Regions from separate parts of the Homo sapiens genome. Here all the other regions are linked to region 1. Evidence: chromatin loops called from intact Hi-C (ENCODE). Cell type or tissue: Calu3. All regions are shown on one strand. Region 1 has its middle 35 kb from the start of RPF1. Region 2 overlaps LINC01461 (long intergenic non-protein coding RNA 1461). Region 3 has its middle 82 kb from the start of SSX2IP. Region 4 overlaps SPATA1 (spermatogenesis associated 1). Region 5 has its middle 64 kb from the start of SSX2IP.

Region 1 (5,000 bases):
TTCTTGTAAATTTGTTTGAGTTCATTGTAGATTCTGGATATTAGCCCTTTGTCAGAAGAGTAGATTGCAAAAATTTTCTCCCATTCTGTAGGTTGCCTGCTCATTCTGACGGTAGTTTCTTTTGCTGTGCAGAAGCTCTTTAGTTTAATTAGATCCCATTTGTCAATTTTGGCTTTGGTTGCCATTGCTTTTGGTGTTTTAGACATGAAGTCCTTGCCCATGCCTTTTTTTTTTTTTTTTTAAACAGGGTCTCTCTCTGTTACCCAGGTAAGAGTGCACTGACATGATCATAGCTCACTGTAGCCTTGAATTGCTGGGCTCAAGCAATCTTCTCACCTCAGCCTCCCGAGAAGCTAGGGCTACAGGAACATGCCACTGTGCCTTAGTAATGTTTTAGTTTTGTAGAGACGAGTTCTCACTATGTTGCCCAGGCTAGTCTCAAACTCCTGGCCTCAAGTGGTCCTCCTGCCTTGGCCTCCCAAAGTGCTAGGAATGCAAGCATGAGCCACCACACCTGGCCAACCAATTGCTTTTGATAAAATTAAAACACTTATATAAATCACATCCTCTGATTCGTGGATTTTTTCATTTATCCAAAGGTTTCTATCTTCTATCCCACAAAACCTCCCAAAGATGATGTAGTAAATAGCAAAAGCAGTGCTTTGCTTTTCATCCACTGTGTCTATTCCTCAACACCAACTTAAAGGTACAGTAAGAGAGATTAGGAGTAAGAGCAAAAAATACAGATAATGTCAAATTGGGCAAACAATCTCAGAAAAAAAGACATTTTGTCTTATCAATGGAAATTATCAAGTGTGGGCACAACACGAATTTTCTTTAAAGAGACAACCTATCTGGTTTCAGCTGCTGAAGCTACTGAATTACAATGGATATACATATATATAGATACATAAGTATGTACACAGATACACGTATATATACACACTCAAGGACTAGAAGATAATTCTCATTACACAAGGAGGCAGTGTTGTGCAGAAAAACCAAAGATTCTACTTCCTTAGCTAAGTCACAGACATGAATCATCACCATCAACCCAAAACCACTAAAGAAAAAAAACAGCATAATTTTCCGTATGACTATTGGTACAACTTCTCCAAAATTATCTTCTCAATGAAAGTTGATGTTGCAAGAAACCCAACACAGATGCATTTATAAAACCCCACTGGAAGGTATTCTGTGTGAATATGCACTAAGAATGCAATCTTGCTTCAGGTCAAGATTTTGCCTTCTGTAGGAACTTCCATAAGATTTTCTTTGCAAAAGCTTTTAAGAAGGTAACTTTAAATGTAAAAAAAGTGATGGTTTCTTATCACCATTTAAATTCTACAACTTTTGGGTGGCTGGCAAGATGGCCGAATAGTAACAGCTCCTGTCTGCAGCTCCCAGCAAGATCAATGCAGAAGGTGGGTGATTTCTGCATTTCCAACTGAAGTACCTGGCTCATCTCATTGGGACTGGTTAGACAGCGGATGTAGCCCATGGAGGGCGTGCCAAGGCAGGGTGGGGCATTACCTCACCCAGGAAGCATAAAGGTTGGGGGAACTCCCTCCCCTAGCCAAGGGAAGCCATGAGGGACTGTGCCATGAGGGATGGTGCACTCCAGCCCAGTTAGTATTATTTTCCCATGGTCTTCACAACCCACAGACCAGGAGATCCCCTTGGGGCCTATGCCACCAGGGCCCTGGGTTTCAAGCACAAAACTGGGCGGCTGTTTGGGCAGACACCAAGCTAGCTGCAGGAGTAGTTTTTCATACCCCAGTGGTGCCTGGAACGCCAGCAAGACAGAACCGTTCGCTCCCCTGGAAAGGGGGCTGAGGCCAGGGAGCCAACTGGTCTAGCTCAGCAGATCCCACCCCCATGGAGCCCAGCAAGCTAAGATCCACTAGCTTGAAATTCTCACTGCCAGCACAGCAGTCTGAAGTCAATCTGGGATGCTTGAGCTTGGCAGGCAGAGAAGCATCTGCCATTACTGAGGCTTGAGTAGGCAGTTTTCCCCTCACAGTGTAAACAAAGCCACCAGGAAGTTTGAACTGGGTGGAGCCCACTGCAGCTGGGCAAAGCCACTATAGTCATACTGTCTCTCTAGATTCCTCCTCTCTGGGCAGGGCATCTCTGAAAGAAAGGCAGCAGCCCCAGTCAGGGTCTTATAGATAAAACTCCCATCTCCCTGGGACAGAGCACCTGGGGGAAGGGGCAGCTGTGGGTGCAGCTTCAGCAGACTTAAACCTTCCTGCCTGCTGGTTCTGAAGACAGAAGCAGATCTCCCAGCACAGTGCTTGCGCTCTGCTAAGGGACATACTGCCTCCTCAAGTGGGTCCCTGGCCCCTGTGCCTCCTGACAGGGAGACACCTCCCAGCATTGGGTTGACAGACACCTCATACAGGAGAGCTCTGGCTGGCATCTGGCAGGTGCCCCTCTGGGACGAAGCTTCTAGAGGAAGGAACAGGCAGCAATCTTTGCTGTTCTGCAGCCTCCACTGGTGATACTCAGGCACACAGGGTCTGGAGTGGACCTCCAGCAAACTCTAGCAGACCTGCAGCAGAGGGGCCTGACTGTTAGAAGGAAAACTAACAAACAGAAAGGAATAGCATCAACATCAACAAAAAGGACGTCCACACATAAACCCCATCCAAAGGTCGCCAATATCAAAGACCAAAGGTAGATAAATCCATAAATATGAGGAAAAACCAGTACAAAAAGGCTGAAAATTCCAAAAACCAGAACACCTCTTCTCCAAAGGATCACAACTCCTCATCAGCAAGGGAACAAACCTGGACAGAGAGTGAGTTTGACGAATTCACAGAAGTAGGCTTCAGAAGGTGGGTAATAACAAACTCCTCCGAGCTAAAGGAGCATGTTCTAACCCAATGCAAGGAAGTTAAGACCCTTGAAAAAAGGTTAGAGGAATTGCTAACTAGAATAACCAGTTTAGAGAAGAACATAAATGACCTGATGGAGCTGAAAAACACAGCACGAGAACTTAGTGAAGCATACACAAGTATCAACAGCTGAATCAATCAAGCAGAAGAAAGGATATCAGAGATTGAAGATCAACTTAATGAAATAAAGCGTGAAGACAAGATTAGAGAAGAAAGAATGAAAAGGAATGAAAAAAGCCTCCAAGAAATATAGGACTATGTGAAAAGACCAAATCTACATTTGATTGGTGTACCTGAAAGTGATGAGGAGAATGGAACCAAGTTGGAAAACACTCTTCAGGATATTATCCAGGAGAACTTCCCCAACCTAGAAAGACAGGCCAACATTCAAATTCAGGAAATACAGAGAACATCACAAATATACTCCTCGAGAAGCGCAACCCCAATACACATAATCATCAGATTCACCAAGGTTGAAATGAAGGAAAAAATGTTAAGGGCAGCCAGAGAGAGAGGTCGGGTTACCCACAAAGGGAAGCCCATCAGACTAACAGCGGGTCTCTGCAGAAACCCTACAAGCCAGAAGAGAGTGGGGGCCGATATTCAACATTCTTAAAGAAAAGAATTTTCAACCCAGAATTCATATCCAGCCAAACTAAGCTTCATAAGTGAAGAAGAAATAAAATCCTTTACAGACAAGCAAATGCTGAGAGAGTTTGTCACCACCAGGCCTGCCTTACAAGAGCTCCTGAAGGAAGCACTAAACATGGAAAGGAAAAACCAGTACCAGCCACTGCAAAAACATACCAAATTGTAAAGACCATCAACACTATGAAGAAACCGCATCAACTAACAGGCAAGATAACGAGCTAGCATCATAATGACAGGATCAAATTCACACATAACAATATTAACCTTAAATATAAATGTCCCAATTAAAAGACACAGACTGGCAAATGGGATAAAGAGTCAAGACCCATTGGCGTGCTGTATTCAGGAGATCCATCTCATGTGCAAAGACACACATAGGCTCAAAATAAAGGGATGGAGAAACATTAACCAAGCAAATGGAAAGCAAAAAAAAGCAGGGGTTGCAATCCTACTCTCTGATAAAAAAGATTTTAAACCAACAAAGATCAAAAAAGATAAAGAAGGGCACTGCATAATGGTAAAGGGATCAACACAACAAGAAGAGCTAGGTATTCTAAATATATAAATGTATATAGATACCCAATACAGGAGCACCCAGATTCATAAAGCAAGTTCTTAGAGGCCTACAAACAGACTTAGACTCCCACACAATAATAGTGGGAGACTGTTAACACCCCATTGTCAATATTAGACAGATCAACAGGACAGAAAATTAACAAAGGTATTCAGGACCTGAACTCAGCTCTGAACTAAGTGGACCTAATAGACATCTACAGAACTCTACACCCCAAAGCAACAGTATATACATTCTTCTCAGCACCACATCACACATATTCTAAAATTGACCATATAATTGGAAGTAAAACACTCCTCAGCAAATGCAAAAGAATGGAAATCATAACAATTTCTAAGAACACAGTGCAATAAAATTAGCACTCAGCATTCAGAAACTCACTCAAAACTGCACAACTACATGGAAACTGAACAACCTGCTCCTGAATGACTACTGGGTAAATAACAAAATTAAGGCAGAAATAAATAAGCTCTTTGAAACCAATGAGAACAAAGACACAACATACCAGAATCTCTGGGACACAGCTAAAGCAGTGTTTAGAGGGAAATTTATAGCACTAAATGCCCACAAGAGAAAGCAGGAAAGATCTAAAATCGACATCCTAACATCACAATTAAAAGAACTAGAGAAGCAAGAGCAAACAAATGCAAAAGCTAGCAGAAGACAAGAAATAACTAAGATCAGAGCAGAACTGAAGGAGATAGAGACACGAAAACCCCTTCAAAGAAACAATGAATCCAGGAGCTGGTTTTTTGAAAAGATGAACAAAATAGATAGACCACTAGCCAGACTAATAAAGAAGAAAAGAGAGAAGAATCAAATAGACATAATAAAAAATGATAAAGGGGAAATCACCACTGATCCCACAGAAATAC
Region 2 (5,000 bases), 160 kb after region 1:
TCAAAAAAAAGTCAATTTATGCCACATAGATCTGATCATAAGCTTTTGTCCTTAAGTACTTCATTGCTGTTGTTTGTTTGTTTGTTTTGAGACGGAATCTCACTCTGTCGCCAGGCTGGAGTGCAGTGGCACAATCTCGGCTCACTGCAGCCTCCACCTCCCAGGTTCAAGCAATTCTCCTGCCTCAGCCTCCCAAGTAACTGGGACTACAGGCACATGTCACCACGCCCAGCTAATTTTTGTATTTTTAGTAGAGACGGGGTTTCACCATGTTGGCCAGGATGGTCTCAATCTCCTGGCCTCATGATCCGCCCGCCTCGGCCTCCCAAAGTGCTGGGATTAGGGGTGTGAGCCACCGTGCCCAGCCCATTGTTTTTAAATTACAAAGTCTACACCGGTGAGCTAGCATGTGAAGCCCAGTTCTGTTTCTCACCATTTTCCTCTAACCAATCCTACCCACTATGCTCTGGCCTCCCAGTGGTTTCAGAGTATGGTCCCTGGACTAGCAACATGAGTATCACCTGAGAACTTGTTTAAAATGCAAAGTTTCAGGCCCTACTTTAGATTTAATGAATCAGACACTCTGGAGGAGGGATCCAGCAATCTGCTTCTTAACAAGGCTTCCAGGGCCTTCAGGTGCAGGCTCAAGTTTGAGAACCACTGGGCAGGTTCTGCTGAACTACTGGCTCTTCCCTACGCTCCACTGTATGACATCTCCATGCCTTTGCGCATGCTGTTCTCTCTGACCAAAAGTCTTTTCTCCCTTCCATTCCTGTTTTTTAAAAGTTAAATCAAGGATTATTCCCTCTATAATTCCTTTCCTGTTCAGCTCTTTCTTTCCTGATTATGGTGACTGCTACTGTCACCCTTGCATCCACGGAAACGAGTGAAAATGTCTATCATTCATAGGCCATGCTTTGTTGTCCTCATGGTTTATGTGTCTGCTTCCTCAAAAGACAGCAAGCTCCCCAAGGTAGTGACCATATTTGTCCTGGCACAGTGCTGGGGCTCAGAAAATGTTTGTTGCGTTGACATGTTACTGAAAAGCAAAGTGCAGAGAGGGGAGGGAAGAAAAGGGAAAGTGAAGAGTGTGCAAACGATCAACAACTACCACAATTAGAAAAGCTGGCACTGATTGAGTTCTATCTGTGTGATAGGTTCTGTGCTAATGCTTCGCAGGGACTGTGTCATTTAATCTTCCCAACAATTCTGTAGGTTTGATTATCCTCAATTAACAAGAGATGGAAATTAAGGCATAGAGAAGTTATAGAATGTACCCAAGTTGCCCCTTGGTGTACATAGTAGAGCCAAGATTCACACACACAGTTTTCCTCCAGGGTCTATGCTTTTTTTTGTTTTTCTGTTTTTTTGCTTTTTGAGGCAGGGTCTCACTCTGTAGCCCAGGCTAGAGTGCATTGCATGATCATGGTTCACTGCAGCCTCGACCTCCTGAGCTCAAGTAATCCTCTTGTCTCAGTTTCCCAAGCAGGTAGGACCACAGGTGCCACCACACCTGGCTAATCTTTAAATTATTTGCAGAGAAGGGGTCTCACTTTGCTGCCCAGGCTGATCTCAAACTCCTGGCCTCAAGTGATCCTCCTGCCTCTGTCTCCCAAAGTGGTGGTGTTATATGAGATAGAAAGAAATTATTTAGGTAGACAGTTAGGGTAAAGTGAGTCCCAGCAGAAGACTTTCCTTCTAACAAAAAGTAGCTCAGAAATAGCTCCCTTTCTAACCTCATGCAGTTCAAAGAAATCACTTCTAACAAAGAACAGCCCGAAAGATCAGGCTGTAAAAACACAGATAAACAACTCAGGCTCAGGAGATGGGGAGTCTCCTAGGTAATCACCAAACTTCACACTTATACAATGGACCCCAGTAAAAACAGTGGGCCTTAATAAGCACATTCCTTTCCTTTTAGGCACACTAAGATAGGGAAGCTAAAAGTGGACTGGGGGGAGATGCCAGCAGCTGCAGGAAGATGTCTGGGAACAGACACAGAAATTCTCCCTCCCAGATAAGCAAAACAAAGCAGCACAAAGCAGCGCAGACTAAGAGTCTGTCTACATGATCAAGGAGTGAGGTGAGAGCTGATAGAAAACTCTACTCTATGCACATAGCACACCTGGTTCCAACTAAATCTTTGGGCCTCAGTAAGATAAGACACCCCCTCCTCACTAGCCCATTTATAAAAACCCTGACATTTTTACTACAACTTGGCAACCCACTCAGGATCCCTCTCTGTGACAGAGAGCTGTTCTTTCCTTTTGCCTATTAAACTCCTGCTCCAGTCTCACTCTGTGTATGTGTGTCTGCGACTTCAATTTCCTTGGCCATGAGACCAACAACCTTGGTATTTACCCCAGACAATGAGGCTACTTCATTTGGGGGGCCCGTCCAGGATTTGAAGGTGAAATCATTGGAAGAGTGAGTAAAGGAGTGGACTCTCTACTTTCATTTCCGAGGCTTCTCGTCCCCAGTTTTTATTCTCTCAAAGAACTATAAAAAAATCGGGCATCTGTCAGCTAATTAATGAGTCACAAGGGCTAGCCGCTAATCTTAAAGACTCAGATGTGAAGCTTGCTGGGGAGGACTTAGTCAATCCTCCAGTGCCCTCAGGGTGCTGGGAACGTTGGCTCTGTCCAAACCAGTTTCCTTTCACTTTGCCATCACATGGGGCTGGAATAGGTCCTGGGGCAACTGAGGATTTCTGGCCAGGGCTACACCCTGGTGTTGTCCAAAGGCTCCTGGACTGACACCAGCCTCCGACTGCCTGACTGGGTGTCGGCCACAAGATTGCCAAGCTTTCCTATTGCAAATCTTATTTTCCTCCTTTCCTTTCCGAGGTCACCATGTCTCCCATCCCCTCTCTGTACACAATGCTGCGGGAATTTTTATAGCCCAGAGAAATAATTCAGTTAGGCAGGCTTAGCAACCACCTTGGCAACCAGAAATGCAGGTCAAGGGGATTGCTGTTTTTGTGACTTTCTACCGACAGGGGGATTTCGTGATCCAGATCTGAAAGACTATTTAACTCCTAATGATAGCACTTCCTGGGGTTGGGTAGAAGGTTATCTCCCCACCAATGAACATCCCTCTCTCCACCTAGGCTGTTTCTTTTCCCATGTGAAGAACCAGCACTACCCAGCCGGACTGCATAGTCCCTCTATGAGGCGAATTAACTTTCTCCTGCTAGGAGGCATGCTGTAGGAATGGCCTGCCACATGTCAGACTTCCCTCTCTGTCCATACGGAGGCCAAGTTACTGCCTGGTATTTCAAAGCTTGCAGCGTCACCTAGTGGAATAGGAATCCTTTCCATCGGCAACCTCGTCTGCCCTTTGCCAAAAGCCTCTAGCTTTCCACTTTTTCTCCCTTTTACATCCCTCTAAAAGAGATCAAACCTTATGTACCTCTGAGAGTGGGAGAACTCTGCTTTCAGCAGTGAGGAAAAAAATGTCCTCCAAAACCAAATTTTTGTCTCAATACTCTCTCCATTAGCAGAAAGGCTGCCATTTGACCCTTACATTCTCTTGAGACACCTATTCTGCTTGCAACTAGTATTTCGTCTAAATAGAAAGGGGATTTTATGTTTGGAAGTTAACTGGAACCACCATCTAAACATAAATTCTCTAGTCTGGTCCATAATAGCAGAGTATAAAGCTCAGCCCAGTACACTCCCTCCATTAAGGGGCCTTGCTTAAATGCAACTGTTACATAATCTCTCCTGATACCCATTCATCAAGGAGTCACACAGATCACACAAGTCTGAGAGGTCAAAGGGCAATTATCAGGCAAAGGACTAAGGTCACATGGGTAAGCGTGACTATCCCCATTACTTAGCTCCTCTGGGACCATGGTTTGAAGGTCACACCTGCAACCATGGGGAGGCACACACTGTGCTGGGACCCAGGGACCAAGGAGAGAGAACAGTCAGGGGGACACTCCCACTGTCATCCCCTCCACCCTGGGTCACACCAAAAAGAACAAGGAGACTGAGGGATGCCTCTCCTCTTGTCTCTTTTCCAGGATGGGTAGCAAGTCATTTTGGCTTGCACTCTGCTGGAGTACATTTTGAACTCCTTTGACACCCAAACTCTGAAGAAAAAGTGGCTCATTTTCTGTTGCACAAGGGTGTGGCCTTCTTACCCTCTCAGGAATGAACAGACCTGGCCAGCTAAAGGGAACCTTAACTTTAATCTTATCCAGCAATTAGATCTCTTCTGTAGATGGAAGAGCAAATGGTCCAAGGTTCTCTATGTGCAGGCTTCCTTTGCCCTGCGAGACAACCCAGACCTTTGCAAGCATTGCAAAACCAACTCAGCCCTCTTAGCAATCATATCAGACAGGTCTGTGGAGAGTAGTTCCCCTAAGTCAGAAGAGCAAGTTTTGGAGGAACCATTAGAGGCAGCTTCTAAGTGCCCCAGTCCTTCCAGTCCCCTTTGTCCAGGGCCCCCTCCAGCTGCACCATCAGCTCCTCCAGCTCCACCATCTCCAAAGCTCCCCACTGCCCAGACTTCACTCCTACCCCTACAAGAAATGCCAGATGGAAGGGGCACCATTAAGGTACTTATTCCCTTCTCATTGCAGGACCTTAGGCAGATAAATGGGCTGATTTCTTGATAACCCTAATAGATATATAGAGGCCTTCCAAAATTTAACTTAAGTGTTTTACCTCACATGGAGGGATGTTGTGCTGTTGTTTCTCAGCCAAACCCTCACTGCAGCTGAAAAGCAGACAGCTCTGCAAGCAGCAGAAAAGTTCGGAGATGAACAACATGTTCCCTATAGTGACCAAAAAGGAAAAGGGGAGATAAGGAAGGTGAGGAAATAACAGAAAAAAACAATCTCAATAGGGAGAGAGGCTATACCTCTTGACAATCCTGACTGGAATCCCTGTGACCCCATAGATGAATGGAAAAGGAAATACTTTTTAATGTGCATATCAGAGGGCCTAAGAAGGACTAGGACCAAACCTCTTAATTACTCTAAACTGTCCTTA
Region 3 (5,000 bases), 330 kb after region 1:
AGAGAGATTAAGTAAGTTGTCCAAGATCACAGCTGACAGTGAAATTTAAGCCTTGATATGTTTTATTCTAGAGTTTTCCCTATTATCCTGTATTTCAGCCATCTCTGAAAAATTGGAGCCCACAAGATGTGAGCTATGCCCAGAACTCACCAGCTCTAGCCTGGTTGGAGTCACTAATTTCAGAGGCTACTCTTGGCCCTTTGCCAATCTGCAAGATGGAAGCAGGAGGGGGAGTGGATAGTTTTCTGTCGTCTGGTTCTCAACCTTGGTGCTGTTCAACTTCTTTCCCATTGTGGCATATGTTAAAAGTGATAATCTTCATGCAGCCTGGGGGTAGCGGAGGCTGGCTGATCTGGGCTCCCTCCTGCCAGAGGCTGAAGGGTCCACATCTTGGCGGACTCCATGGTCTTTTTCTCTTGCTATCCCCTCTTCCAGGAAAACTAATGTCTTTTTCTCTTGCTATCCCCTCTTCCAGGAAAACTAATGTCTTTTTCTCCCCCAAGGTCTAATCCAGGATCCCACACTGCATTTTCCTGTGATATCTCCTGTCTTCTCCAATCTGTGACATCCTCAGTCTTTCCTAGTCTTTCATGACATTGACACTTTTCTTGAAGAGTATTGCTAGGTATTTTTGTAGAATGTCTCTTACATTGGGTTTGTCTGATGTTTTCTCATGATTAGATTGAGATCATGCATTTTTGGCAGGAATGCCATGAAAGTGATGCACTCAGCTCATCGTGGCAGGCGTACATGAGGGCAATATGTCTTATTATGGTGATGTTGACCCTGAGCAGTGGGTTAAGGTGCTGCCTGCTGGTTTTCCCACTGTTAAGTCATTACTTTTTCCCTTTATAATTAGTAAGTGTCTTAGGAGAGATACTTTGAGGCTATTCAAATATTCTATTTCCCTTCAAACTTCTGCCCACTAATATTAGCATCCATCTGTGGATCTTGCTTATGGTACTCTAAAGGTGATTTTATACGATTTGCATTCCTTTTTAGTTGTAATTCTTCAGAAAGGAAGATTTGTCTTTTCTCTATTTTATTATATTGTTTATTTATACAATTATTGATTCATAGATATTAATTTTACTCTATAAATTATAATCCAATGCTATGGTTATTTATTTTGCTGCATAAATTGTTCCCATTCTGGCCACTCTTTCAGGTAAGTTCCCATGCTTGTCCAAGATGCCATCAACCTTTTTGGGGTACTTCCTTACTTTCTGGTACCACCACAGTCTCCAGGCTCGTCTTGGATATTTCCTGTCTCAGTCCTTATCCAAAAAAGCCCTGGTTTCTTCTGTTGAAGAATATATTAGAAAATAAGACCTAGGTTCTATGTGGCATTATTTATCATTATAAGGTAATTTGGAATCAAAATAAATTTCAGTTTGAGGATGAAAAGTGTGGAGATTAGTGAGGGTACCCGATTGCCCAACATTACACAGCTCAGAACTGGCAGACAAAAAGCTCAAACCAGGGCAGATTCTGTACTCTTAACCTCTCCACTAGCGTAAATGCCTCATTTATTATAAATATGAATTACTACTTGGCAGAAAACGTGCAGATGTGCCAGATAAATGTGATTTCTGGTTGATGGAGTGTCCGATAAAGTAGACTTGTCTATAAAAACAAACTTGGCATCCGATAAATATTTTTAGATAGATTTTGTTGAAAGAATCATCATTATCCTCAGACATTTCTTGGTATCTATGAAATTTCTGTAGAGTTCAGTTGTACTTAATTCCTTTATGGAACATGGTAGAACATATATAAAATAATAATGAATATAGAAATATGAAATAGAACAAAAATAACTGCAGGTTCACTTTCTGGATCCCCATGGCCTTTGGCTGGAAACTTGATGGTGGGGTTCACTCTCTCTTTGCCTGTTGCTTTAGTAAACCAAGGAACCAAGGCCTAGGGACATGAGCAACTTGCATTTGGCCAGTGGTGGGCAGAGTGGAGCTGGAATCAAGATTTCCTGGCTGGATCCCCAAACATTTTTGACCCTCATGATCTGACCAAGTAAATCTCAGGGCAGGACAACAGCATCCCCAGAGACTAAGCCCAGATGGGCAGGGCCACACACCCTGTATCATCTAAGAGGCCCCATATCATCTAAGAGGCCACCTTGTGGCCCACGCCCGTGTATCATCTAAGAGGCCCTGTCCACACTGCTGGGAAGTAGTCCTGGCAACTTCACTCCCTTTCTGTGTTTAACTCTCAACACCAAACCCAACTCCTGCATCAAATGCAGTTAAGAATCCAAGACAAATATGCCTAAAGAGGGGAAAACCTGGTGGCTGGATGGAATGAGATTGACTGGGAGGAGGAGACTGGTTTCTAGTCCTGGCTGGAGTACTAGAGTTTTGCACTTAACCAGTTGTTTATGCCAGGCAAGATCTTTCATCTCTCTGAGCTCTACTTTCCTGGCTTAAAATGATACGGTTGGATTAGATGACCTCTAAGGCCCTATTCTGCTTTGAAATTTTTGGAAGCTTCAAATTCCTTTGCAGAATTTCCCTGAGAGGTCCTTGGACCAGTCAGTCTCACCGGTAGAGCTCTTGCGCCACCTAGTGGTGGACTCAGAGGCCTTTTTCTCCCTTCTGCGTTCAGGTCCCGCCTCAACTGGAACAAGAGAACAAAGCCATTTCAGCCCTTTGCAGGACTGTGGCAAACTGCCAGACCTGGGAGGAACACATGTTTAATACATGTCCTAGAAAGATATGCTGTGTGAACACACTGCCACTCCTTATGGCAAAGGCCTTAGTGCGGTGGGCATGTGGTTACAAAGCCAGGTTCCTGATGTCAAGAACACCCAGCAAGGTGCCCTGATAAATACCACCCAGAAGAGATGTGTTTGGGGTACTCTCTCTGTATGCTGATCTGTTACACACTGATCCTTAACGCTTTCAGCTGCTCCCTGGTTAACAGTCATTAGGCAGGCATGCAGCACTGTCATCCTGGGCCTCAGCCCTGCTGTCAGAACCCTCCTCCAGATACCTGAAGCAAAAAGAGGCAGGGGACCCCTTAGGTGTACTGCTGATTTGGAGAAATCCTTCATCCGACGGAAGGTCTTTCTAGGTTCCTCCCCTGACACTCCTATCTAAATAAAAACTACTTCTGAAGCCTGCATGACCCTTAGAGTTGGAATCATCTGAGCTGTGGAGCACTTACCCAACATATCCTGGGATTTGTCAAATGTTGCCGGTGATTCCAGAATTGCAGCTGACTACCTAATAGCAGACATCATGTCACTCCGCTCATGGTGACTGCTGTTAATCTGGATCTGGAAGTTCCATGTCGTTTGCTTTTGGCTTCTATGTCCTGGCGAGGCAAGTACAGGCAGCACTGTTGGTGCCCATTGTACGGGCAAGAAAACCAAGGTTTGAAAACAGGTTCGGTGACTCCCCACATAACCAAAGGGAGTGGTGGAGTTACAATAACATGAAGGAACTCTGACTCCCTTGTCCAATCACGCAGGGTTTAGTCATTTGTTTTTATGATCTCAATGAGGGGCCTTTGGCTCATAGTTCATTAATTTTCATCACAAACACTATTGAAAACCATTAATTGCCTGTGCTTTAAATAGCAGTGTGGAGTTTTTTCCTTGCCTAGCAAGACAATGGGTGTCAGTGGGTAGAAGGAGCACTGGGCTGGGGACCAAAAATCCTGGACTCTTGTTTGACAAGGTCACCACCAAACTGAGGGGCCTGGGAAGTCACAACCACTGAGGCCTCCCTCTCCCCATCTAGGAAGCGAAGAGGGCAGGAGTAAGGTACCTTCCCTCCCAGAACTCCATATGTGAAAGAAAGGGCATTTCTGATTTAGGGTATGTTTCACTTTCTCTAACCTTGGATCTGTCCCAGTAAAATGATTAAGCGAGGATATCTGTCTTTGCCAAAGTATGACTTACCTGGTCAGTCCAGATTGTTCAGGTGGGCTTATTGCTTTCTTGATTTGTAACCTTTTGTTTTCCAGTGACCTGGACTGTTTTTGGTATAGAATTTCATTCCCAGGTGATAAATTCCTTTAGGGAAGTGATAGCAAACAGGTTTAATCTTGAGGGCCCTTCAAATCAGTGAGCAGTGGCTGTCGGGAGCTCTGTGTTAATGTCTCTGAGGCCATGCTGTAAGGCGCCATGGGAACATGATTGATTAGCCATGTCTGCTGTGGGCAGGGGCTGGGGAATGCAGAGGGGAAGGGCTGTATCTGGGATAGCACTGTGGAATTGGAGCAAGGGAAGCCATGCCGAGTGAAAAGGCACAGAGCTGCTTAGAAGCAGAGCAGGGATAGGAATCCACACCTCCTCCCTTCCAATTCAGTGGCCTCCCACACAAGACTTCCTCTTTATTTGGTGTGATGGGCAATCAGGTGCTTAGAAGATACTTTCCGATGATGAGGATGAAACTGATGGTCTGGCAGCAGCTTTCTGCCTGCTCTCTCAGCAATGTGTAAACCCACACATGTGTTTTTCCCTTTCTGAGACACAGAAAGGCTCAACCTTTGACAAGAGATTGTCCAGGAAACATCAGTAAACACACCAAATGCCTACATTCCCATTAAAACATGCCTATCTCCTTCTAGGCAGTTCCAAGCGAGACTTCTAAGAGGTCTGCCTTGCACAACTCACAGGCAGCAGCTGTGAGGAGGAGAGGTGCACCCCAGGCTGTGGGTGGGAGGACAGAGGGAATGGGGAGGCAGGAACAATGGACCAGCCTCCTTGGCCTCACAGGAGGCGTCTGAATGAACGATGATGGCTCTTGGCCTTCCAAATGGCAAAGACACATTCCCAGAGAGGCCGGCTGTGGAGGGCTCCTGCCCAGATGGACTCGCTGTACTGTGAAGGAGCATTCTGTGTTCCCTAACTGGCAGCGGCTGCCCAGCCCATCAGCTTGCCTGACTGCACACCAAGGGCCCTGACGGCTTTCTCATGGGGCACCCCGGGGCTTCTGCCCCAAGCAGATGCTGGGCTTTATGTTCCCACAGAGAAG
Region 4 (5,000 bases), 98 kb after region 1:
AGACTACAGACACATGCCACCACACCCAGGTAATTTTTGTATTTTTTTGTAGAGTTGGGGTTTCTCCATGTTGCCCAGGCTGGTCTCCAACTCCTGGACTCAAGCAATCGGCCCTCCTCAGCCTCCCAAAGTGTTGGGATTATAGGCATGAGCCACTGCACCCAGCTCACTAGTGTTTTAATGTCTGTCCAGATTATCCAGTGATGCTTGATGTATAGTAGATTGGAATGCTGAATGGAGTCTGTACAAGCCCTGGTAGGAGAATCACGGCTCTAAGCCCTTGGGTTTGGGAGCAAAGGCATACCATCTTCAGCAAATAATTGTTGTTATATTGTTGCTGGATACTTTTATTGTTTCCAAATTTTACCTATTATAAACAGCACACACAAACAAGAGAGGAATATATACTTATGTGTAGAATTGCTGGAAAATGTCTATCTATAACTTAAATAATGCCAAAATGTATTCCAAAATGATTATACAAATTTACGCTCCCGCTAGGAATCCAAGACATTTCCTGTTACTCTACATCCTCAATAATACATACTGTCTTCACACTTTAAAATGTTTTCCACTCTGGTGGATGCTCAATGCTATTTAACTGCAGTTTGAATTTTTTAATTTCCCTGGTTACCCTTATATTTTATGGACCCCATTTTGATAACCATTTTTTGGGGGGGTTACCTGTTTTAAGTATTTCTATTGGGTTGTCTGCCATTTATTTCTGGTTAGTAGGAGTTTTTAATATGCTCTGGAAGATAGTCCTTTGATGTTTATGTGTGTTGCAAATATCTTCCTCTACTTTGTGGCTTGTCTGTGGTTTACCTTGCTGAATACATCAAGTATTCCATATTCTTAATTTTTTCCACATTCTCTATGTCTCGGACTGAGAATGGTATGTTAGAATCTCCTTTTATTACTGTGTTGCTATTTATGCTTACACCTCCTGTGGTTTCTGCTTTATGTGTTTCTATATGTTATTTGGCACAAAGTTGTTCTTATGTGAATATTATTACTTTTGCATTATGAAGTGTCTTTCTTCGGCTCATTTAATGCCTTTTTGGCCTGAATTCTTCCTTACTGCATGTCAAAATACTCTGCTTTCTTTTTGTTTGCATTTATTTGATATATTCCCATTCTCGACTCCCCTCCTTTTTATCTGCCTTTCTGAGTCACTTTGTTTTAGATGTATCTCTTATGTACAGCCTAGAGCTGGGTTTTGCTTTGTAAGCTAGTCTGAAAGTCTTTTTTATTTAGTTAGATGAGTCATGTCCATTTATATAATTGATATGACTGATATGTTTAGTCTCAGATTTGTCATTTTATTTTATATTTACTGTGTGTCTTCTACTATTTATTTGGGTTTTTTTCGTCTTGGTATTTAGAAAGATTTTTATTTTTGTTCTAATATTTATCTTTATAGTAATACACTTAAGCTAGTATTTTCGGCCCCTCTTTTTTCCTTTTTTAAAAATTTGTCCTTCTGCTTTTGATTTGCTACCTCTAAAATTATGCTCTGACTCCTCCTTGTTATATTTGAGGCAATCAAAAAACTTGTTCTACTTTCACTTTTTTCCCTCCCTTTTCTTGTCGTTTATTTTCAGTTGTGTTATTTCTACTTTGTCAAACAATATAAATTTTTTGTACTGTTCACGTAGTCTTATACCCTCACTTTTGTTTTAGTCTCAGAGTTATAATTAAATATGTTCAACACTTAACTGCCAATTATTTTGCAAAAGATTTTTCAATGATTTCTTGGTTAGATGAAGCTCAGCCTATACTAGGAAAAGATCCTGAGCACAATATTCCCTTAGTTCTTGCACATTTAAAACTCTCTGTAGAGCAAGGATGGGCAGACTAAGGTCTGCACCATGCTTAGTAAGGCCTGTGAGCTAGGAATGTGTTTTATGTTTTTAAAGAGTTGAAAAAAAGAGGAATATATGACAGAAACCAGATGTGGCCCAGACATATTTATTTACTCTCTGGCCCTTTACAGAAAAACTGTGCTAATTCCTGCTCTAGAGCCTTCATACTTTACTACTTGAAGGATAGCTTGACTGGCTATAAAATCCTTGGCTTATTTCCCTTGAGTTTCTTGTAAACGTTGCACTACTGATGTCTTGCTTTATATGTTACTATTTAGAAGTGTGATGCCAACTTGATTTTCTTTGTAAACTGACTTGAGTATTTTTGCCTGGAAGGTCAGAGAATTCCTTTAATGTGTAATAGTTTTAGCAGGTTATATCTCAGTTGAGAATTGTAGGTCAGATTTTTCTAGGTACACAGTGGGCCCTTTCAATATGAAAATCAGAAATCAGAAATTGTTTTATTTCAAGGATGTTTTCTAAAATTATAATTTTAAATAGATCTGTTTCATTGTTTTGTTTTGTTTTTCTTTCAGGGGCAACAATTAGTCTTATCTTAGATCTTCTTTACCTTTATATCTGCCACTTTCATTCTGATCCATTTTACTCTTTTCATTATGTTTCACTTTCTTGGCTCCTTTTATTTCTATTCTATGTTTTTCTTACTATATTTTTGGTCATATATGTTCCATCTTGGAACACCTGCTAATTTATTCATTTCTGAGAGAATTTCTTTTTCTTTATTTCTTGAGTTTGGCCAATTTTCATTTCACACCTTCCTATTTTCCATTTTTATTACAAATTTTAAAAATTTCTGTTTTATAGTGTTCATTAATATCTGCAAATGCTTAGTTAATTATATTTAATCTATGTTGGGAGCATTGGTAAGTTTTTCTCTGCTTCATGGCGTGTTTGTTTTGATTTTACTGCTCAGTTTTGAGGTTTTCTTCATAAGTAACTGCATGAGTGCTAGATTATTTTATAGATGTTCATGTTTATTTGCGTTGGATTTTTCCATTATCAGTAATAACAGGTGTTCTTACAGAGGAACAGGGAGTGTTGTTTTGGTGGCTTACTGTGTTTCTTAAATCAGGAGCACCCTCTTCTGCTGCTGTAGTGAAATGCAGGTTTTTGAGTTTTTTTTGTTTGTTTGTTTTTTTGTTGTTGTTGTTTTATTTTCATTTTTCTTGAGATGGAGTCTCGCTCTCTTGCCCAGGCCTGACTGCAATGGCACGATCTCAGCTCCCTGCAACCTCCATCTCCCAGGTTCAAGCAATTCTCCTGCCTCCCGAGTAGCTGGGATTACAGGCGTGCGACACCACACCCGACTAAGTTTTGTATTTTTAGTAGAGACGGGGTTTCACCATGTTGGCCGGGCTGGTCTTGAACTCCTGACCTCAGGTGATCCACCCGCCTTGGCCTCCCAAGAAATGCAGTTATTTATGTTTCTTTTTTTAAGTAAATGGGGCCTTTTGGGGAAATGGGTATGTTTTCTTTGGATTCTTTTCCACTAGCTTAGTTCAGTGGAGCTCTTGCCTTGGCCATTTTCTTCTTTTTTCTTACCAAACTGGCTCCCAAGGACATCTCTCCCTTTCAAAGCATTTTCTTCTCTCCCAGAAGCTATGTCTTACCATGATTACTGCCTCTGACTCCCTGTGTTTTTCAAATCCTTTCTTTTGAATTCCTCATAGAATCTACCAGGTTTTTTTTCTTTGCTCTATTTTTCCACTTCAGGTAGAGCCCTCTCTTTCCAGGCTAACTCGTGATTGGTGTTTGCTATTATTTATGTACAGTGCTGACACATAGTCCATATCTGACTCTCTGCTCAGATGTGGGCTCCTGACCACACTCTGATCTAGTAGTCTTTATTTCCTCACTTACATGTAAAGGATTCTGTGCCCAAATTATGTTGTAGGCATAAATTTGGGTGGTTTTACTTGGCTTCTTTTTATGGTAGTTTGGAAGATTTGTGGAGCAATTCTAATTTAGGTGGCTGCCATTATCCTGTGGGAACTCAACTTTATAACATAACAAAATAAATAAGCTAGAAAAATAATACAGTACTCTGCCCTTTATCTGTCGTTCCAAGACCCCCTGTGGATGCCTGAAAACACAGATAGAACTCAACCCTATATATACTATATATACTGTGTTTTTTCCTGTACATATATACCTATGACAAAGTTTAATTTATAAAGTAGGCACAGTAAACAATAACAAAAACAATAATAATAAAATAGAACAATTATAACAATATACTATAATAAAAGTTATGTGAATGTGGCCTCTCTCTCTCTAAAAGTATCTTATTGTACTGTACCGTGGGTAACTGAAAGCACAGAAAGTGAAGCTACAGATAACGGGGACTAACTGTAAGACAAACAAAATAGAAGTGAGAGCTTGATGAAGATAAAAGTGAAAACTAATGAGGTACCGAAGCATAATTGAAAACAATTCAAGATCGATAAAGTGATAGTGGGAGAAACATCAACATGGTAAGGCTTGAGGTAATTCATCAAAAAGGGTAGATATTAGTCTGTTCTCACACTGCTATAAAAAATACCTGAGACTGGGTAATTTATAAAGAAAAGAGGTTTAATTGGCTCACGGTTCTGCAGGCTGTACAGGAAGCATGGCATCATCTGCTTCTGGGGAGGCCTCAGGGAGCTTTCAATCACGGTGGAAGGCAAAGGGGGAGCAAGGCTGGAGCAGGAGGAAGGAGTGGGGGAGATGCCACACACTTTTTAAATGATCAGATCTCACAAGAACAAACTCACTATCAGGGGAACAGTATCAATGGGGAAATCTGCCCCCATGATACAATCACCTCCCACCAGGCCCCACTTCCAACACTTAGGGATTACAATTCAACATGATATTTGGATGGGGACACAGATCCAAATCATATCAGGTAGAAACACAAAAATTAGGAAAGATGAAGGCAACAGAAACACAAACACAGAGGAGATAAGATATATTAGAATAAAATGTAAAATTATCTGCTAAAATTTTGACATGTGACAGAACTACCAATTTTCTAAGCAAATATAATCAAAATTGACTCAAGATGAAAAAAATATTAATAGGCATCTTAGAAAATATTTAAAGTTATCATAACAGGTAACTGAGACCAGA
Region 5 (5,000 bases), 310 kb after region 1:
CACCCTGCAGACATCCAAATCCTCAGATGCTCAAGTCCCTTATATAAAACGGTCTAGTAAAATAATGTGTGCACATGGATACAGAGAGGGGAATATTAGATATTGAAGACTCTGAGGGGTGGGAGGGTGGGAGGACATGAAGGATGAGGATTTACTTAATGGGTACAATGTCGCTAAAAACCCAGACTTCACCACTATACAACATATTCATGTAACAAAATGGCATTTATAACCCTTAAATATATAAAAACAAAATAAAATGGTGTCATATTTGCATATAACCTATACATATCCTTCCATATACTTTAAATCATCTCTAGATTACTGTATACCAAATATAATGTAAATGCTATATAAATAGTGGATGTACTGTATTGGTTTTTTATTTGTATATTTTTTATTGTTGTATGGTTATTTTTTATTTTATTCTCAAGAATATTTTTGACCCAAAATTCATGGATGTGGAGCCCATGGATAAGAAGTGCCACCTGTTCTCAGAACTTGAGAATGATTTATCTTTGAGATGATGTCACTAGGATTCTGCAGGAGGCTCACTTATCAGCATTGGTATTCCCACATATCTTACCTTCTTACTCTTCTCCTTCTCCCTCCTTCTCCTTCTCCTTCTTGCTCCTTCTCCTTCTTTTTTAGAGAAGAGTCTATGTTGCCCAGGCTGATCTCAAATTCCTGGCCTCAAGTGACCCTCCCACCTCAGCCCCCCAAAGTGCTGGGATTACAGGCATGAGCCACCTCTTACCCTGAGCCTGCCCATTTTCCCATGCATCCATCCTCCCATCCAGCTCTTATTGAGAACCTGCTGTGTTCCTGTGCTAATCGTGGTGGTTACTAAGGTGGGTAGGGCAGTGCCTGCCTCTAGATCCCAAGTCTAGTGAGGCAGAAGAGAAGTGAGGGGGTAATGACCACAATGTGAGAAGCGCTATAAGGGGGGCAGTGGCCCACGTCTCCCAACTCATGTCACAGTGCAGTGCTCTCTCACCATATGCTTTTTGACTGCTTCTCTCAGACTTCTTTTTTTTTTCTTTTTTTTTTTAGATGGAGTCTCTCCCTGTCGCCCAGGCTGGAGTACAGTGGTGTGATCTCGGCTCACTGCAACCTCCACCTCCTGGGTTCAAGCGACTCTCTCCCTCAGCCTCCCAAGTAGCTGGAATTACAGGCGCCTACCACCACGCCTGGCTAATTTTTGTATTGTTAGTAGAGACGGGGTTTCATCATGCTGGCCAAGCTGGTCTTGAACTCCTGACCTCATGATCCACCTGTCTTGGCCTCCCAAAGTGCTGGGATTACAGGCGTGAGCCAGCGTGCCTGGCCTCTCAGATTTCTTAAACTCTGCCCCACCAGCAAAGATTTTGTTAAGCTTTATATCCCATAGTTTGTATTAGGAAAACAATAGCTGTGTTAAAAAATTAAATTGTTATAATATTGAATATGCATTTTCTAAGTGTTCACGTGTCTAAAGCAACAGGTGATACAGTGGGAACTGCAATACGGTGTGAAAAGGAAATTATTTAAACAAATAATAATAATCGAATTATCTTCAAGACATTTCCTTTGGCCAGGAATAACATCTGAACAGAAGCGTGACCCTGGCCTAAAGGTTTCTGCATGATCCGGTCCCTACCTGCTCATCCCTGGCCACAACCTCTTCCCTCATTGTGCAGCAGCCCTGGTGGGCTTCGCTGTCCCTCTTCTTCGTACACTCTTCACCTATCCCTTCCAGGTCCACGGCCCTTCTTATCCTTCAGGTCTCAGCCTAATAAGTCATCAGACAGGTCTTCTCTGACGACTTTGCAAAAAAGCTGTTGCCCACCTTAGTCTCCATCCTAGGAGTCTGATCTTTTCCTTCATAGACCTAATCACAAAGTGTAATTATTTCATTTGTTTGGTTGTCTCTCTTGCTAGACTGTGAACTCCACAAACTGTTCACCAGCCTATCCCCAGAGACTCGCATGGTTTCTGGCACATGGCAGACACTATAAATACATTTTGAATAAATGCATGTTAGGGCGGCTCACAGAAAGCATCTACTTGAAAGGGAGGACATCTCACCAGCGGGGGACAGCGCTGCAGAACCCAGCAGCGGAACAACAGCGACACCAAGTGGCCAGTCCGCATTACCCACAGCAGCTGTTCCTTGCCAGAAATCTCAGGCCTTGGAAGGCTGATGCTTGTAATTTAATGTGGATACTAATCCATTAAGCTTGTTTATTCATTTCCTTAATTTAAAAAAAATCTAGAAACTGCCCTCAAATATCTCCCACTATAGAGTAGGACACTTGAAAGCATGTGGCCACTAGCTAGACAGACTTTAGGAGTTGCTATGGTAACTTTTCCCTTTTTTGCTAACCATTTGGAAACCTTACATTTTTCAAATCTGCATGCTTTGAAAAGGCCTGCTTGATTCTACTTTGTTTTTCAAGCTTTGCTTTGATTTACTGTATTTAATTTGCTTCACCTTCTAATTTGTTAAATGACATGTTATTAAAATTCCCCAGGGGGCCAGCAGGAATCTGTGCCGCTGAGAGACAGCATGCATTCTGGAAGTCGGTGATTCACATCTGAGCACTCAGAGGAGATTTTGGAAACCCATTAGGTTAGCAGAGCCGCTCTGGGCAGAATCAGCGCTGGCAGGGACGCTGCATTTGACAACTCAAGTCTTTAGGTGATGCTGAAAAGCCTGCCCTAGCTTCTCATTTCCTCCGTCCCCCAGCGAATCGTTCTTTGCTGCTGCTGTCCTCGGTGTGAAAAGGTGACCCCCCCACTGCCCATCGCACCTGCTTGCTATCTCTCGTCGGTCACCCCCTACAAGACCGGAAAACAGGTCTAAAAAAGCCAGAGCGTTCCGCGCTCAATTACAATGACGCTAAAATGCATCCTGAGGCCTGTCCATCGCGGATTTGAGAAGAGCCGCAGCAGCAGAACACGCCATTAGGCGATAATGGCCCGGGCCCGCTTCAGTCATAGGGCCGGGAAATGAGGGTGATTTAGTGACGCTGCCAATGCCCGACACCATCGCCGCGGTAGGCAAATGGCAGCAAATGGAGGTGTTAAGTAAAGGAAGTGCAGACAAACCATGGTTGCAGAAAGGCTCCTAATATTGATAGAGCTAACCCAGGAGGAAAGCTGGGGTAAAATTTCTTTACATTGCGAGAAAAAATAGATCCCAGCGCTCTCCTAAACATTATTATTTGCTTTAGGGTCCATCTTGTCCTTCATATGAAAATGGAGACAATTTCTCTCAGCGAAGACCGAAGCCCCGGTGCCCATTTTGCTAGCGGCATGTGCTTCCACTCCACTCCGCACCCCGCTCATTTTATTTTTAAAAAATAATAAATATGTGTTCATTGTTTAATCAGATGCATGTCCCTTATGTAAGAAAAAAGGTCATATGACAGGGAACTGTGAAAGTATGAAAGTGAAAGTCGTGTGTGTGTGTGAAATACACATACACATTTATAAATATATGTGTATATATACATCTGTACACATACATGTATACAATTTAGGCGTAAAATTCCACTTAATGATGCAATTATCTCGTGCTATTTCTGGAGTGCAGTCTTGACTGTTCTTTCGACTTTGGTCCAGTTTGAGTCTCAGGCACACAACTTTTTGGTCTGTACCGCTTTGGCCTGTCCCAGAATCTGACCTCCTCCCACCCCCGCAGCACCTTCCGCTGGCCTCCCTACACCTCATCCCCTGGGCTCTGCCTGTTGGATCTGTGCATCGCGAATGGGCTGTCTGGATTTTCTTCATTCCTGCCGCCCTTTGGTTTTCTTGAAAAGCACAGCTTTGACAGTGACCACATGCTCCCAAAATCATTTCACCCGAGGAAAATCCACCCCTTCTTTTACCCCACCCACTGTCACAAAAGTCTCCAGCAGCTTCCATGATGTCTCCTTATCTTTGGGTGGGACACAAAATTCCTAGTGTGTCTTCCACCCGCAAACTCTTTTGGCCAAGCTTCTTGTCATCTTGCTGCCTTAACACTTGGGCTTGGCTCTTCCAGCCCTAGGGTTTCACAAATTTGGTTAAGTCCAGAGCACATTCATGTGTACGTATGCAATCTATCTGGTTGGCGTTTTGTGTTTATTACATGACGATGGTCATTTTCCTCGAGAATAAGGAAGAAATGGACCATCGTTGCAAAGCTTGCACAGTAGCTTCACAATGAAATTATTTTGCCATTTGCTTCTAAGTAGAATTGTAATGTTGGCTTCTAGGTGCACCTCCCACTTCCTCCTTCATTTTTACCTATAATTTCTTTAGCATCGATTGAGAAAGTGTTTATTCAGGGCATAACCCTGTGATAGGTACTGTGAGCGATATGAAAAAAGCCATGGGGCCAACTCTTTTAAAAAGGTGTTAATTGGATTTTTCCCATATAAAACCCCCCATAGCATTTTATTTCCTAACTCTGCTTCTCACCGTCAACTTCATTTGCCTATTTAATGCAATTTGCTTCTCATGATAAGATTCTATTAAGTGATTATTAAGACATTCTGAGTTACCTCAGCCAAGTACATCTATAATCATTACCTACCTCCTGGGGGTGATTTGAGGTGTAATTAGTTAAAGCTCACTGTTACCTCCCAACATCTGAACGACAAACAGAGACCACTTCTACACAGCCAGTCTGTGAGCCTGGTGCAGCCTGTTCACATTTACATAAATCCCATAGATCCAGGTTTCACGAGAGCCCATGTTGGGTCTGTAGAAATAGAGAGCATACTGAAAATTGCCTACCTCTATTTATATCAAATTGTACCCCTGAGGGTTAATTTCTTTTGGTTTCTAAGTGATATTATTTAATAGCCCTAACGTTAGTGTTAATAAAACAAACACAATAAACCTCCACTAAAAATTGAGATATGCTGGAACAAATCAGCCTAGCACGACCCTCAAACCTCTTATTCTTTCAGTCCTTCAGAACCATTTATTGAACTTCTACTGTATGTGAAGCATTGGACTAGGCTCTAAGG

What was found. A loop is a pair of places that touch in the nucleus more often than their neighbours do. Peaks named below come from ENCODE experiments on the same cell type or tissue, not always from the same donor. Only the 100,000 strongest peaks of a DNase experiment are listed, where the experiment ranks them.
Region 2: a loop joins it to region 1, with 5 times the contacts of the local background. A loop is called at or near these places in 56 of 110 quality-filtered maps.
Region 3: a loop joins it to region 1, with 6 times the contacts of the local background. A loop is called at or near these places in 51 of 110 quality-filtered maps.
Region 4: a loop joins it to region 1, with 12 times the contacts of the local background. A loop is called at or near these places in 22 of 110 quality-filtered maps.
Region 5: a loop joins it to region 1, with 9 times the contacts of the local background. A loop is called at or near these places in 77 of 110 quality-filtered maps.

The regions. Positions count from the first base shown.
Region 1 is chr1:84,441,413-84,446,412 of GRCh38, forward strand. No RefSeq gene overlaps it. Among named protein-coding and RNA genes, the nearest start is that of RPF1, 35 kb to the right of the region's middle. RefSeq lists an enhancer at 1,044-1,133. In Calu3, no CTCF peak of the experiment used is centred here; DNase peaks (open chromatin) are centred at 989 and 2,049.
Region 2 is chr1:84,601,468-84,606,467 of GRCh38, forward strand. All of the region lies in intron 2 of LINC01461 (long intergenic non-protein coding RNA 1461), which reads right to left. Among named protein-coding and RNA genes, the nearest start is that of LINC01461, 17 kb to the right of the region's middle. In Calu3, no CTCF peak of the experiment used is centred here; DNase peaks (open chromatin) are centred at 2,644 and 3,284.
Region 3 is chr1:84,769,951-84,774,950 of GRCh38, forward strand. No RefSeq gene overlaps it. Among named protein-coding and RNA genes, the nearest start is that of SSX2IP, 82 kb to the left of the region's middle. RefSeq lists an enhancer at 4,910-5,000. In Calu3, a CTCF peak has its summit at 2,617 (motif pointing left); a DNase peak (open chromatin) is centred at 2,591.
Region 4 is chr1:84,538,934-84,543,933 of GRCh38, forward strand. All of the region lies in intron 8 of SPATA1 (spermatogenesis associated 1), which reads left to right. Among named protein-coding and RNA genes, the nearest start is that of CTBS, 33 kb to the right of the region's middle. In Calu3, no CTCF peak of the experiment used is centred here; no DNase peak of the experiment used is centred here.
Region 5 is chr1:84,751,618-84,756,617 of GRCh38, forward strand. No RefSeq gene overlaps it. Among named protein-coding and RNA genes, the nearest start is that of SSX2IP, 64 kb to the left of the region's middle. RefSeq lists a silencer at 2,028-2,077. In Calu3, CTCF peaks have their summits at 2,111 (motif pointing left) and 2,310; a DNase peak (open chromatin) is centred at 2,104.